Linked DNA regions of Homo sapiens: region 1 is linked to region 2. Evidence: read pairs that join two places in POLR2A ChIA-PET (ENCODE). Cell type or tissue: K562. All regions are shown on one strand. Region 1 overlaps GRIK4 (glutamate ionotropic receptor kainate type subunit 4). Region 2 overlaps ARHGEF12 (Rho guanine nucleotide exchange factor 12).

Region 1 (4,000 bases), 230 kb after region 2:
CAAGCTTGTAAAAAGAGAGAAACAATCCCTATATTTTTGGTCCCTGGGAAGGAAGTAGGGTGGACAGCAGCCTTAACTTTCTGGAGCAAAATGTGAACTTTTGAGAGCTGAAGACCAAAAGCGGGTTCAGCTTTTGAACTCGTTTTTTTTAAACCAACCTAGGCCAAAGGCTGGGAGAAGGCAGCAGCAGCCAGCCCTGTGTTACAGGTGGGATAGATGGGTGCTTTGCTCACGGTCCAGCTGGTCTCCCCGCAGCTGCTAGACCCCAGGAACTTCTGGAGCTCCCGTCCTTGGAGCCTCCTCTCAGGAAGTTAGATGTGGCACTCAGGGTTAGTTGGCTCTGAATTCCCCTCCACCCTTCCCCAGGTCATTCAGAAGCCTACCTCCTGAGCTACCCAGGGCTCTGGAATCTCCACCTGCTGTTTCACTGCTGTTTGCACCAGTTCTGGCGCCTCCCACACCTGGGGTCGGTTGTGCCTCCACGCCCGCTCTGAGCACAGTCACCGTCTGGGCCCCCTCTCCAGTGACACTCCAGGCCTAAACATTATTTTCCCATCGCGGAGGAGGTGTTCCCGGTGTGTCTCATGAATTTAACACAAGCTGCCGGAGAGCCTTTGAAAGGTTAGGGGGTGGGTAGGGAGGCAGTTTATGTAGTGGGGAAGTTGGGGTGGGGGAGGCAATGTCCCGGAGGAGTGGCTGGTGGCCTGAGGAAGGGCCCGGGCGCGCAGGCGGCGGCTAGCGCTGGAGCCCCAGCCAGCTCCCTCTCCCCACGTGCGCGCTAGGCCTTGGTTACTCTGGCAACTCGCCCCGCTCAGACGGCACCAGGCAGCTGAATCCAGCCCCTTGTTACGGGGGAAAATGCTCTCATTGAAGCGCCGGAGCGCAGCTTCTGCCTTTTATTGCAAGCGGCGCCACCGGATTCCATTTGTAAACTTATTAGTGTGCGCTCGCGGGGAGGGGGCTCGGGAATCCGGGCCCGGGCAACCGGCGCCGCATGCTAATCAGGGGGCGCCCGCCCCCGCTTTGCCCGTGGCCCTCCTTTCCCGATTCCCCGACGTTTCGGGAGGAGTGGGGTCGGAGCGCAGGGCTGGGAAGGGTCTTAGGACCCAGGAAGGAGACGGGTGCCTCCCAGAGAGGACCCCATCCCCTCCGAGGTCCGGGCGGCTCCCGGCCTCTCCCTGGGGTGCCGTAGCCCCCCTCGACCCGCCTTCCCGCAGCCGCAGTCGTTCGGGCCTGGAGGTGGCCGGGCATCGGTGCCGACGCCGCGAGGGCAGCGCCCGCGGCGGGAATACTAATGCACCCTAAAGGGCACGGCCGCCGCCGCAGCAGGTAATTAGCTGGACCGCGGCGGAGCGCGCGGAGGTGGCTGCTGGCTGCAAGGACTGCGCCCAGCCTCCGCCTCGCCCCTCGAGGCTCCCGCGTGGGCCGGCGGGCAGTGCGTGGGCCACAGGAAGCGGGCTGACTGGACCCGGCTCAGGACTTCGCACAAGGGCAGCTCTTTGTTTACAGCTCCTCTCCCAGCTCCCCGCTTTCCTTTCGCCCACCGCCTCCCTTTTCCGGCGATCGGCTCCGCCGGCTGCGGGGGGGTGGGGGGGGTGGGGTGTCCTGTGTAGCCGCCCACCTCCTGTCCCGGCCTCGTGCTCCCGCTGGGGACTGTTTGCGGTGAGTCTGTCGCACGCACGTCAGGGCCGAGGCAGTGATGCGGGGCAGCGTGGGAGGACGGGCTGCGGAGCCCGCGTCATCCTGCCTGTGGGGAGCGCTGTGCCTGCTCTCCTGCCAGCGCGCCCAGCTGTCCCGGCCGCCGCCACGCGGGACTGCCTGCCATGTCGCCACCGGCTGCTGACCTCATTAGGCCTCATGTCATGGAGGAGCCGGCGATTAAAGGACTCTAAGAACCAGAGCTAAGTGGCTGCAAAGATACTGACAGCCTCCCTAGAAGCCCACTTTCCAGTGAGCTGCTGCATCCTCTCCTCCTTTAATTAGCAGGAATGCGCTGGACAAGTTGTTACAACTGCAGGGAAAACGATAAAAGATGGCTTTGTATTAGTGTGGCAAATTTTATTAAACCGGGAGAAAGGGTAACTGAAACATGACAGCCGTGTGTGTAGTGCCTCCTGAATTTGTAATAACCCAATCTTGTTCTGAATCATCCCTGTGTTGGCTAAAGGAATATAAAGCGTTTTACAGATCCAATATTGTACGAGGTACAACAGAACACAGCCGAGTGAGGAAGGACGACAGGTAGGAGAAGGGGGCCTCCAGCGCCCGGCAGCGCTCACGGTTAATGAGACCGGAGTAGAAATACAGGGTCTGGCTGCAGGCTTTGCCTCACTAATTACTCCTGCCCCCTGGCTCTTTTCTACATCTCAGTCTTTCCACTTATAATTCAGAGGTAATACCTGGCCACATGAGAAAACTTAACTAATAGCACGTTAGTTGCCAGGGAATGGACAAAACCATCTTTTCCTATAGAGAGTGAAAAGCAAGACAGGAAATCTAGGAGAAAGAGTTGAGACACACGTGGTTATTCTGGGCTTGGGGTGTGACTTTGGTATTAGGCTGGAAGGATGATGCTATGTTTCCTACCCCTTGAGCCGTGTTGAAAGTAGGCGTCATTGTCTCTAGGATAAAAATCTGAGCCAGGCCCACAGAGGTTAAGTTTTATATCCAAGATACAGTAAATGGCAGCCTGGATTTGTGCTTTGCACTTTAAAGCCTGTTCTTTGCCTATTACCCTAGGCCTCAGATTTTATTTGACAAATGAAAAGGCAAAAAATTCTTCATTTGTAGAGGCCGTTTAGTGAACAGTTGTAGCTCTATGAGCTGTAAGGGATTTCCAGAGATCTTCTGATCTAGGCAAGATATTCTTTATTCTGCTTTTCAGAGGAAGTAACTGGAGTCCAGAGACGTTAGGCACCCTGTCCAGGGTCATCCAGCCAGGAAGTGACTGAGAAAGGAGGCCAGACTTCAAATTCCTTCTGACTGAGTAAGGTCTCAGGTGTCAGATAAGCCCATGCTGGTGTTAAAATAGACTATTTAAGGTGATTGCCAGCTAATCTACGGACGAAGTTGGGCCAGCCTACGATGTGGTTTGGACCCTCCAGATTTGGAATAAAGAAGGTGCTGAGCATATGTGGCACATACTGTTCCAACAACTTGTAAACCCTTTTTTGTCTTGAGGTTCAGTTTTCTGAGTGGGTAGTACAATAAAGTGGTTTCATTACTGGTGAGCAATTAATGGGTTGACATCAACTAAGAGGGAGAGTCTAGGGACATATCACAAGATTTTTTTTCTTGTTTATACCCTCAGTTTTTTTTTTTTTTTTGAGACGGCGTCTCACTCTGTTGCCAGGCTGGAGTGCAGTGGTGCGATCTTGGCTCACTGCAAGCTCCACCTCCCGGGTTCAAGTGATTCCCTTGCCCCAGCCTCCCGAGTAGCTGGGACTACAGGCGCGTGCCATCACACCGGCTAATTTTTGTTTTTTGTATTTTAGTGGAGATGGGGTCTCACCATGTTGGCCAGGATGGTCTTGATGTCCTGACCTCGTGTTCCGCCCACCTCGGCCTCCTAATTTTTTTTTTTTTTTTTTTTTTTTTTGAGACAAGGTCTTGTTGTGTTGGCCTAGCTGGAGTGTAGTTGCTATTCATAGGTGTGGTTGTGCTGCGCTGCTGCCTTGAACTCCTGGGCTCAAGTGATTCTCCTGCCTCAGTCTCCTCAGTAGCTGGGACCCCAGGCCATGCCATCACATCCAGCTTGTTTTTTGATGTTATTTTTTTAGAGATGCGATCTTGCTCTGTTGTTCCCTAGGCTAGAGTGCAGTGGTGCGATCATGGCTCACTGCAGCCTTGACCTTACAGGCTCAAGCGATCCTCCCACCTCAGCCTCCCAAATAGCTGGGAATGCAGGGGTGTGCCACTACGCCCAGCTAATTTTAATTTTTTGGTAGAAATGGGATCTCTCTGTATTGCCCAGGTTGGTCTTGAACTCCTAGGCTCAAGC
Region 2 (4,000 bases):
GTGCAGTTTGCTTATCCTAAGTTACTCTTGTTTATAGGGTAAGGGATAAAAAGCATATTGATTCCTTGACCACATTTCATTCTCAATTTAATTATGACACTGCATGCTAGTCCCAAATTTGTCAGCTTGCTTTATTTTTAAGTCAGTCTTCGAATTATTACACCGTGAAAAAATAGATCAAGTAACTGAATTAGAGGGCCAAAGCTCTTTGATGAAAAGTGCAACAATAGTGCTTCTGCACAAAGTAGTCTTAATTTCCTAATAAGAGTTTTACCCAATTGTAAGACTCATTTGTTGATTTTAAAAGGGCCAAATTCCATTATCATACCATAACAGCTACTCCAGAAACAGAACTTCCTCTTCCTGTTGATGCTTTCCAGCATCACATGAATGTTCACTTAAAAGAGTCTGTTAAATATTTAAAGTATTTATATTTACTCTTTGTGTATTTTTCAAAGTGGGTTTTCATTTTCAATGAAATAATTTTTAACTTTTCCAAGAATACACTTAAGATAAGTATTGACAATGCTTATCTTACTTTCTTCTGGTTATCCCCATTTTTTTCCTTTCAGGGTGTTTTGCTTCTGAGAAATCACTTTTACGGGTGTGGGGATAATTGTTTTCCTGCTTCATTCAATTCTCGCTCTTTCTGTTGAGCCTGTAAACAAAAGTCTTGCTAGGAACTAATGTAATGTTGGTTTTCATTGCGATGCTGAGGTGTTTAATTTATGGAAACAGAACGGACTCATTCCACACACAAGTGAGTGAAAAGCCCTCAAGTAATGGTTTTTCTTCAGCATTGCTTCTCAGGGATTTTCCTTGTCTTCTCGTTATCTTGGAAATAGAATCTTGGAATTTGTATCCTCTTTATAACGTAGATGGCATATAAACATTCAATAAATATGAAATTACTGAAAGCCTGTTTCTTTTCTTTTTCTTTTTTTTTTTTTTTTTTGGCCAGGCACTGTGCAGGCACAAGAGATTACAAAATGAATATTGTAAGATTAATCTGCAAATTGGTTTGGGCATTAATGTTTTTTGAACTGGTTCAGGTGCTGCTGCCTAATTTTACATTTTTTTTTTTTAAAGAAAAGACCTTGGAAAGCCAATTAATAAGCACTGCTGAGACCTGTTTCGTAGGATTTTTTTTTACTAGGGTCTTTTTTTATTAAGAATTATTCTTATTTGACCACATTTAAATATATTTTGTAAATATAAAGCATCCATTTGCTGTTAAGAGAGTAGTTGTTCCTAATATGAATATATGTTGGGGTGAAATCTGGAGGTACTGGTTTAGTATTATTTCTCTGCCAAGGTGTCTTAACAAAGTTACGAGTATATAATAGTTTCTAGCTTTCTGTCAGCCCTACCTCATCCTTTTTTCGTAGTGTCTAACTCTTACTGTAGGTATATTTTGCTGACTCTAGAACTGTTGGAAAATTAACAGCACCAGTGTAGCTTTTTAGATAGAGATCCTTTCAAGTTTGAAGTGCTGTATGTGGTATGGCTTTGTTTCGTAGAGTGTGCAGAACCACCAGGCCAGCTGTGTGAGTTAGAGTTCTTTCATTGTGGTGCTTCTGACTACAGAGTCTGTCTGTCCTCAGTTGAAATCAGACTAGCTGGTTTTGGGCGTTGTTCTGTTTTGCAGTTTGTGGCAGGCGACACATGGCTGAACAAGATAAGGGTTTTATTCTTGTGTTAGGGACGTGCTGGGGCTGGGATGGAATTCAGCTATGTTTAGGCTCTGATTGGTCACTTTGGATACTCAGAACTCTGTTACATCCTGTTATTATTTTGCAGTTAAATCAACACATTAACTTGCTCTCTTCTCTTTCCCTTCATCTTTTACTCCCCAGTCCGCACCCCTTAAAACCTAAAACTCAAACTTTTTAAAAGACTTTAAACTCAAACTATGTTCATGGTAGCTATTACTTCTATGTAGTATATCCAAACAGCTTTAAAAAAAATGGTAAGCAATTTATGAGCCCTGGAGTCTGTAGTTTTCATCGTTTAGAATGAGCACTTGACAAGTGTAGAAATGTCTGATTGCTGCTTTTTAGTCTGCATTGATTGCTGCATTCAGTCTTAAAATACATCCTAATCGTTTCCAATCCTCCTACATGTCTTTCTTGTATCCCTGAGAATTTAGGGGTCCTATAGCAATTGGAATTTCTTCTGAGAGGTAGACAGGAGAGAATGCCCTTTTAGTAGACTCAGTAAATGATTTCAGGCCAGTGTCTATAACATTGAATTTTCAGGGACAGTACAGGTAGGAAAGTTATAGGGTTCTTCCTTGAAATAAATGGACTTTTGTTTTGGCTAGGGCTTATGAATTTTGTAGTTTTTGATTTATAGATAAAGACAGGTTTTTGATACAATTTTTTTAAAGCACTGAATTCAGCTTTGAGCTGTTTAACTTAAGCAGATTTTTAAAGTGAGTGTGGAAACCTGTGACTTTATATGCCTGTACCCAGTAATTAATGATACTTTTCATTAGTGATACTTTTTCTGTCAAAATTGCTGTATAATGGTTTTGATTAAAAAAAAAAGAGCTACTCATGTTTATATGTTATTTTCAACGTTGCATGAGTCATCTCTCGGCAAGGTGAAATTATTTGTAACCTTTTCTTGTAAAGTCAGCCAGTCCATAAATACAAAATTGAAATGGGGGCCAAAGATCACAGTGTTAGTTTTGTATTCAGTTTTATCTTTGCCTTTTTAGTTCAGTATAAAATCTTGAGTCATAAAGGTATGCAATAGTACATTCACTTGTACAGTTTTACATGAGTCAACATGCAGAATCTAAAGTAACTTTTTTTGAAAGTACAGTGTTGTAGTCTTCCTGATTAATGGTACATTTATATGATGTTCATATTCAGTAAGGTGACAAGAGAAGCTTTATTTGAAATCATTACAAAAATATGTTAACCTTGGAATACCACTTAACACATTGGTGGTTTCCGGTTGTTAACATGTATATACCATCGAGTTAACATGTAGGTTTTTTTCTTTTTTGAGTCTTGCTCTGTCACCCACGGTGGAGTGCAGTGGCGTGATCCCCTCACTGCAACCTCCGCCTCCCAGGTTCAAGCGGTTCTCCTGCCTCAGCCTCCTGAGTAGCTGGGATTACAGGCACCCACCACCACGCCTGGCTAATTTTTGTATTTTTAGTAGAGACGGGGTTTCACCATATTGGCCAGGCTGGTCTTGAACTCCTGACCTTAGGTGATCCACCCGTCTCGGCCTCCCAAAGTGCCGGGATTACAGGCTTGAGCCACCGAGCCCAGTGGTTTTTTTTGTTGTTGCTGTTGTTGTTTTTTAACTAAGTTTGAGTTTTCAGTTTAAAAAATGAAATTTGAGGCAAACATTCATGGAATCCATAAATGGTGAATTTTACATATGTTTCTGTGGAGCATTGCGATTCCAGGGAAAACAGTTGGAAAATATTTCATTGTACATATGTGGTTGCCTCTTCTAAATGTCATCCAGTGGTGGGTATGAATTGCTTCCCAAACTGATACGGGTCACAGAAACAGCAAGATAACATACTGGTTCCCAGAGGTAATTGAAGGGACTCTTTTGCATCATGGTTGTCTGACATTATTAGAAATGTTTCTTATATACTTGCTTGTTTCCTAGAAATTGACCATGACACATTTTCAAGAATAGTAGCTTAACTTCTTTTGGTCTTTTCTGTTAAAACTTGGTTTTGATGATGTTCCTGAGCTTTATTTGAAGACATGCTCCTTTCCCTTATAATAATTACAGGTTTTCAAAATAGTGCCATGTGAGTTAAAATTTTTAAATCAACAAAATTATATTTTTGCCTTCTTTTGAGTAAAATACCATCATGTAGGTAATGATATCCTGTGGTAGTATAATTCTTTAACATTTACAATATTTTCAGTTCAGTACAGGGCAGATCATGCTTCTGTCATTTACACTTTAAGCTAATTCATACAGTTTAAGTCAAGATTTTAAGTCAAGATTATAAAACTAG

Evidence for each region. Peaks named below come from ENCODE experiments on the same cell type or tissue, not always from the same donor. Only the 100,000 strongest peaks of a DNase experiment are listed, where the experiment ranks them.
Region 1: POLR2A ChIA-PET joins it to region 2 with 5 read pairs; 3 of 35 experiments call an interaction of 5 or more read pairs at or near these places.

What each region holds. Positions count from the first base shown.
Region 1 is chr11:120,563,397-120,567,396 of GRCh38, forward strand. All of the region lies in intron 1 of GRIK4 (glutamate ionotropic receptor kainate type subunit 4), which reads left to right. Among named protein-coding and RNA genes, the nearest start is that of GRIK4, 54 kb to the left of the region's middle. RefSeq lists enhancers at 1,152-1,732, 1,733-2,312 and a silencer at 1,332-1,601. In K562, no CTCF peak of the experiment used is centred here; no DNase peak of the experiment used is centred here; H3K27me3 peaks cover 2,949 bases.
Region 2 is chr11:120,338,069-120,342,068 of GRCh38, forward strand. All of the region lies in intron 1 of ARHGEF12 (Rho guanine nucleotide exchange factor 12), which reads left to right. Among named protein-coding and RNA genes, the nearest start is that of ARHGEF12, 3.7 kb to the left of the region's middle. In K562, no CTCF peak of the experiment used is centred here; a DNase peak (open chromatin) is centred at 1,733; H3K4me3 peaks cover 1,909 bases.